Linked DNA regions of Homo sapiens: region 1 is linked to region 2. Evidence: chromatin contacts called from ENCODE POLR2A ChIA-PET data. All regions are on one chromosome and are shown on one strand. The core of a region is the stretch at or near the end of the contact, and the rest is flanking DNA. Distances in the headings are between cores, read along the strand shown. Region 1 holds the start of LEF1-AS1 (LEF1 antisense RNA 1). Region 2 overlaps GPRIN3 (GPRIN family member 3).

Region 1 (2,700 bases), core at 132-2,631, about 19 Mb after region 2:
AAATCTTTTACGCGGGGTTAGGTGCACCCTACCCCCGCCCCCAGCCCGCTCAAACTGGATTCAACGGGTAAAGAACACCATTCTGTTCTCTGAACGCAGGCCCCCAGCCTTTCAAAATTCGTACTCACCTCTGCCATTGGGATAGAGAAGGCAGATCTGAGGTGTTCTTAAACGCGCTGTTTAAAACCCAAAATGTCCCCGCCCTCAAAACCACACACTTTCTTTTTGGGGGTAGAAAGATGCCATTTAAGGAAAAAAAGGTATATCCTCCAAGTTTCTTTGGAGGGAAAAGGCGTTGGTTAAATCATTCGGGTGTCAGGACTTTTCTACCGGATTTCCTCCAGAGGGTTTCCCAGTTGTGGAACAAGGGTGACCAGTGGAGTGTCGGGTATCAGGGTCCATCCGCCCCCTAGACCAGCTCTGGACTAGGCTTCAAACAGCCCTCCAGCGCGGCCCTGCTCCGCGCTTTCTCTAGCCAGCACCCACGTGTCTCTATTTACTCTACTCAGGTTACCAGCTCTATCGCCCGCAGCGGGCCAGAAGACCCGATAAAGCGCCTTCCACCCTGCAGGACTAGTGCCCGGCTTCCGCTGCTTCTCCGCCTTTCTTCTGCGTAGATTTAAGGCCTGATCCGGTCCCAAACCCCAAATAAAAGTTGTGGGTTTGTTTCCAAGTGATGGCGGTTGGAGAAAACTAGAGTTGGGGGCGGTACAGCCAGGGTGTACCCTTGCGGTGGGTCGGCTCGGCGCACCCACAGCTCCCAGCTGCTAGCCCAGGCGCTGGGGCCGCAGGGACTGAACCCCGCACCGCCCCCGCAGCCCGGGTGCGCGCCCCATCGGCCGGCCTGCTCCCCGCGGCCCGGCTCACCGGTGGTAGGGACGGCCCCGCCTGCCCCAGCCCACGCCCGCCTCCCCTTCCTCCCGCCTGTGGCTCTGCTCGTCTCCACCTAAGCCTTTGGTGGTTTAACGCACTTTTGCAGAGACATCTACCAAGAGATAGCGTGTGCACTTTGTTTTCCGTCCCACGGAAGAATTTATCAGTAGCGTTATTCAGCCCTACTCGCTTTAAAGCACGGCACCCCTCAGCCCAACAAAAAGACCGAAGGCGAAACATTGTGGGTTCCTGCCCGCGAACCAACCGTTCAGCCACCGAACCCCCTAAACTGATCCATTTGGAATAAGTTACCCTGCCCCTCTACCTCCCATCCTACACACACACACACACACACACACACACACACACACACACACACTGCGGACCGGGGGCCCAGCTACGCACACACCCCAAAACAAACGAGGGATCTACTCGGGACCCTCAGCCGGGCGGCCGGGCGCCTTCGTTCCCTTCCTCCCTCTCTGAGTTTCCCAGGGACCCGCCACGCCTCTCGGAACTGGGGCAGCGGCCCGCTCACCTCGTGTCCGTTGCTGGCCGGGATGATTTCAGACTCGTTCACCAAGGAAGACTTGATGTCAGCTAAATCGCCTTCCTCTTCGGGATGACTGATCTCGGCGAAGATCTTTTCCTTCTGAGGATCGCCCTCGTCCTTGAAGGGGATCATCTCGTCCGTGGCGCAGAGTTCCGGGTCCCCCCCGCCGCCGCCACCTCCTCCGGAGAGTTGGGGCATCCCGGCGGCTCTGTAATCTCCGCTCCGCTGTGGGAGCACCCGCGCAACAGCAGGAAAGACAGAGGGGTAACTCAAGGGTGGGGGAGGAAAGGAGAGTTGGAAGGGTTCGTGCAGCAGGACAGCGGGCGGAAGCGGGGCGGGCGAGCGCGGGGCCGCCGGCCGGCAGCCGGAGCAGCTGCCGCGGCGCCCGAATCCCGGCGGCCGCCGCGCTTTCCCGCTTCGCGGAGACCGACGCAGGCGCCCGCCCCCGAGGCCGAAGGGCACTGGGCGGCGAGGGCTGCGGTAGCTGGCGACTCCGGGGGCGTCTGCGCGGCGCGCGCTAGACGAGGCTGCCCCGGCGGCCACCCCGCGACCCCGCGTCGCCGGGATTTGCGCGCGGAGAACGCCGGTTCTGGAGGGAGCACGCCTCCCCAAAGTGCAGAGGAGGGTCCGGCGGCGCGTCTCCGCGGAAACCCTCTCCACTGTAGTTACCCCGGATGCCGACTTAGTAGTTTGTTTTCCGAGAAAAGAGAGGGGATCTGGGCAGAAGGGCCCCGTTTGCCCCAAAAGAAGGTGCAAGGATCAGAAGATAACGAAACGTCCACTTCCTGAAGGGTGGGAAAAAAAGAAAAAGAAAAAGGAGCCACCCACGCTGGAGATGTCCGTTTTAGATCTTCTTATTTTCTTCCCTTTCGCTTCGGTTTTTCTTCTCGAGGCTCATTTAATCTGCTAGAGAAGGAGGAGGAGCAGAAGATGGGGGCCGAGGAGGAGGGGAAGAGAAAGAGAAGTTTGCCAAGAATAAAGTTTTTGCCGGCAAGCGCGGGGACTCCGCAGTGGAGGGCACTGCGGAGTCTCGGGGAGTCACAGCGGGGGCCTCGGGCCCAAATGCCTCTGCCCGGAGCTCGAGCCGACACACACACTCAGTCCGACCCCTCTTTGTTCCCGGCTCGAGTTTCTCAGCCTGGCTCGCCGGCTCGCCGCTCTGCACGCCTCCGCCGGCCAGCTCTGTCAAAGCAAAGAGCTGCGCCCCTTGAGTTCGCCCGGCCGAGGGGAGGGGACGCCCCGAGCTTGGCCGCGTGCGAGGCTCCGGGCGCGTC
Region 2 (2,700 bases), core at 162-2,661:
ACCTTGACCCTCAAGGGGTTGTAATCTCTCACCTGCTTCAGTGGTGTGCATCTATTATTGGGATAAACTCACAGATTTATAAGCCTCATTAGGAAAGGAAGGATCCAAAGTGTGTAGAACAAGCTTGTCCTTATGCAGTCCAGGACAGCTTTGAACATAGCCCAACACAAATCTGTAAACTTTCTTAAAACATATGTGATTTTTTTGCAATTTTTTTTTTTTTTTTTTTTTAGCTGATCAGCTATTGTTAGTGTGTTTTATGTGTTGCCCAAGACAATTATTCCAGCGTGACCCAGGGAAGCCAAAAGACTGGACAACCCTGGTGTAGAATATTAATCTGACAAATCACTTGTCAGAAGTATGGGATTTTTACCCACTAAAAACTACCTCTTCGTGGCCCGAGGTGGCTCAGAGAGCTATCCCCACTTTGCTGTCATGGGAACTATGAATCACAGTCTCAGAGTCTACATCGAAGACCTCACAAATCTGTGGAAATCTGCCTAATAAAGATATAATAACTTGGACTTTTAAGAATTCACTAATTTGATGACTTGCCACACATGCGATTATGTTACCCTCAGATGGTAATGGAGGAATGTTTTTCTGAAAGTGATAAGAACACTATGCACATACGTTCAGGCCTAAAAAGACCGATTGTTATTAATATTAACAAAGATAGCCAAGGCCTTTAGTGTTTTGTTTGTAAAATCCCTTGCTTCATTGAGGGCTATGAGAGGAAGTAAAGACAGGCCTTCAGAGTAATTATTTTTCTTATTCACTCAATTCATGCAGCTGAACAATAGGCCTATGTAGCACAAACATTAAACATTACTTTTTAGGCTATCCCAAATTGTTTAACATACACAATGTGCCAGGCCTGTGGTGGGTTCTAGAGAGCCACAAAGGCTCAATTCCTGCCTTCAGAAGCTCACATCCACTGGGCAGAAAGGTGATTTCATTGCTACAGATTTCAATGGTAACACAAGAAAAGAATGACTCATTCCAACTTTTGCAATCAGGGAAAGCTTCCGGGGAACCAGTGGAGATCTGCTGCAAAACAGGGAAGGAAAAAAATACCAGGAACATAGTAAGTAATCACACAGATCATGGTACACACAAGGTGGGTGGAATCTGCCAGTCCTCACCTTCAGGAAGTTCATATCTAGTGGGGGAGGCAGAAACATAAAGGGAGACTGGACTACGGTATAATGGTGAGCCCTTTGGTAGAGCTCGGCATAGGGTGTTATGAGTGCACAATGCTGGCATATCTAAGAGAAGGCCCACCCAAGGCCTCTGAGTGTAAGCAACAGCAATGCTGCCTTGAAAACTAAGCAGGACTTCACCAGTGGGGAGGAAAGGGCATTTCAGGTGCATATGGACAAGCATGAATAGATATACAGGCAGCCTACTGGGGAAGTGGTTGAGGGTGGGGTGGGGCTGGAACAATATTTAGTTGGCATGGCTGCAGCTCCGGATGCAAGATATAGGGCTAAAGGGTGTGACAAAGTAAAACTGCGGGGGGCTTTGTAAGTGAAACTGTGAGAAGTAGGGCACTGGCAGCAGGAACTGAGGGAAGGATGGACCTAGAAATACTGAAGAGGTCAAATCAGCTGTGCCCTCTGATTGAATGCGAAGGATGAAAGAATGGAAGGATCCAAGGTTTTAAGACAAGGCAGAAAAGCAACTGTGTTGAGGTAAACGCTATGACAGATGGTATCACAGGGTACCCACCACAAGCTGGTGAGGTAAGGGCCTCAGCAGGATTCTGGAAAGGTGTGCTGGGCAGAATGCCCTGAAGGATGGGGAGTCAGCCAGGTGAAGGAATGGGTGGGTGGAAGAGGCCACTAAAGCAAATGAACGGCATGAACAGAGACAGGAGGCTGAAGACCACATGCTGGAGGACTGCCAGCCATTCAGAATTACTGTCCCTTACCTTCTGGAAACATTTCACTGTGTGAGAGGCACAGTGGTTAACAATGCCTCTAGGATCAGATTATTCAGGTTCACATCTGGTTGGCCACTTACAAGCTGTGTGGCCTCAGGCAAATTAGTTGACTCCCCAGTGCCTAAGGTTTGTAACACTTGCCACCCAGGAATGAAAATAACACCTTCCTCTAGGATTGTTGTGCATTCTTAGAAGAGAGTTTTGCACACAGGTTAGCTAGTAGTAACAGCAATAATATTAGTGATTATGGTAGTAGAATTACTTGGGCTTTCTTACTAACAGGAACTCACCACCAGGTCTACCTTCCAAGTCCACTGCTCCTTCCCTAGCTCCCTTTTCTCACCCTGAAATCGCCTTTGCAAAAATTATATCAGTGAGAATATTATGGCAGTGGGGGAGATCTGATCTAGCCAACCCAACTCCCCATTCCTTGCCTTTAGCTTTCAAGCTGCCTTAATTATTCTTGGACTTAGGCCTAGGCCTAGCTAACTTTGGAAGACATTTAGATTATAGTTTAAATGAGAATGAGACCATCAGGCTAGGGGAAGGAGAGGAGCCTGAATTCTGCTAATAGGCTGGTCACAAGATATGCAACTTCCCCAATTACTACTGCAATAACATCACCAATGTAGACTGGCCTTTTGAGATATCTTTTCAGGCCTTTTGCATGTCTGACACTGCTGGCTCCACTTGGTCCTGCCAAACTGCTCCTGTGGCCCCACAGAGGAGTGACTCAGCTCAAGGGGACAGACAGC

The links. ChIA-PET counts read pairs that join two places held with the same protein, here RNA polymerase II (POLR2A).
Region 1: POLR2A ChIA-PET joins it to region 2 with 19 read pairs in BJ. The contact joins the promoter of LEF1-AS1 here to the enhancer-like site in region 2. POLR2A ChIA-PET finds 5 or more read pairs at or near these places in 2 of 52 experiments (BJ and activated T-cell).

What each region holds. Positions count from the first base shown.
Region 1 is chr4:108,166,144-108,168,843 of GRCh38, forward strand. LEF1-AS1 (LEF1 antisense RNA 1) reads left to right here and starts at 1,382. Exons shown (of 3, transcript NR_029374.1): 1 at 1,382-1,690. LEF1 (lymphoid enhancer binding factor 1) reads right to left here. Exons shown (of 12, transcript NM_016269.5): 1 at 1,412-2,700. The coding sequence starts at 1,624. It overlaps LOC124900752, which reads left to right and starts at 1,796. Exons shown (of 2, transcript XM_047416528.1): 1 at 1,796-2,700. The coding sequence starts at 2,357. RefSeq lists a silencer at 743-982 and enhancers at 860-1,361, 2,389-2,478.
Region 2 is chr4:89,282,385-89,285,084 of GRCh38, forward strand. The region is part of intron 1 of GPRIN3 (GPRIN family member 3); the gene reads right to left. Among named protein-coding and RNA genes, the nearest start is that of GPRIN3, 24 kb to the right of the region's middle. Within about 2 kb of position 1,412, at least 8 of the 41 ENCODE cell types and tissues checked have a DNase peak (open chromatin) inside an H3K27ac peak, as active enhancers do.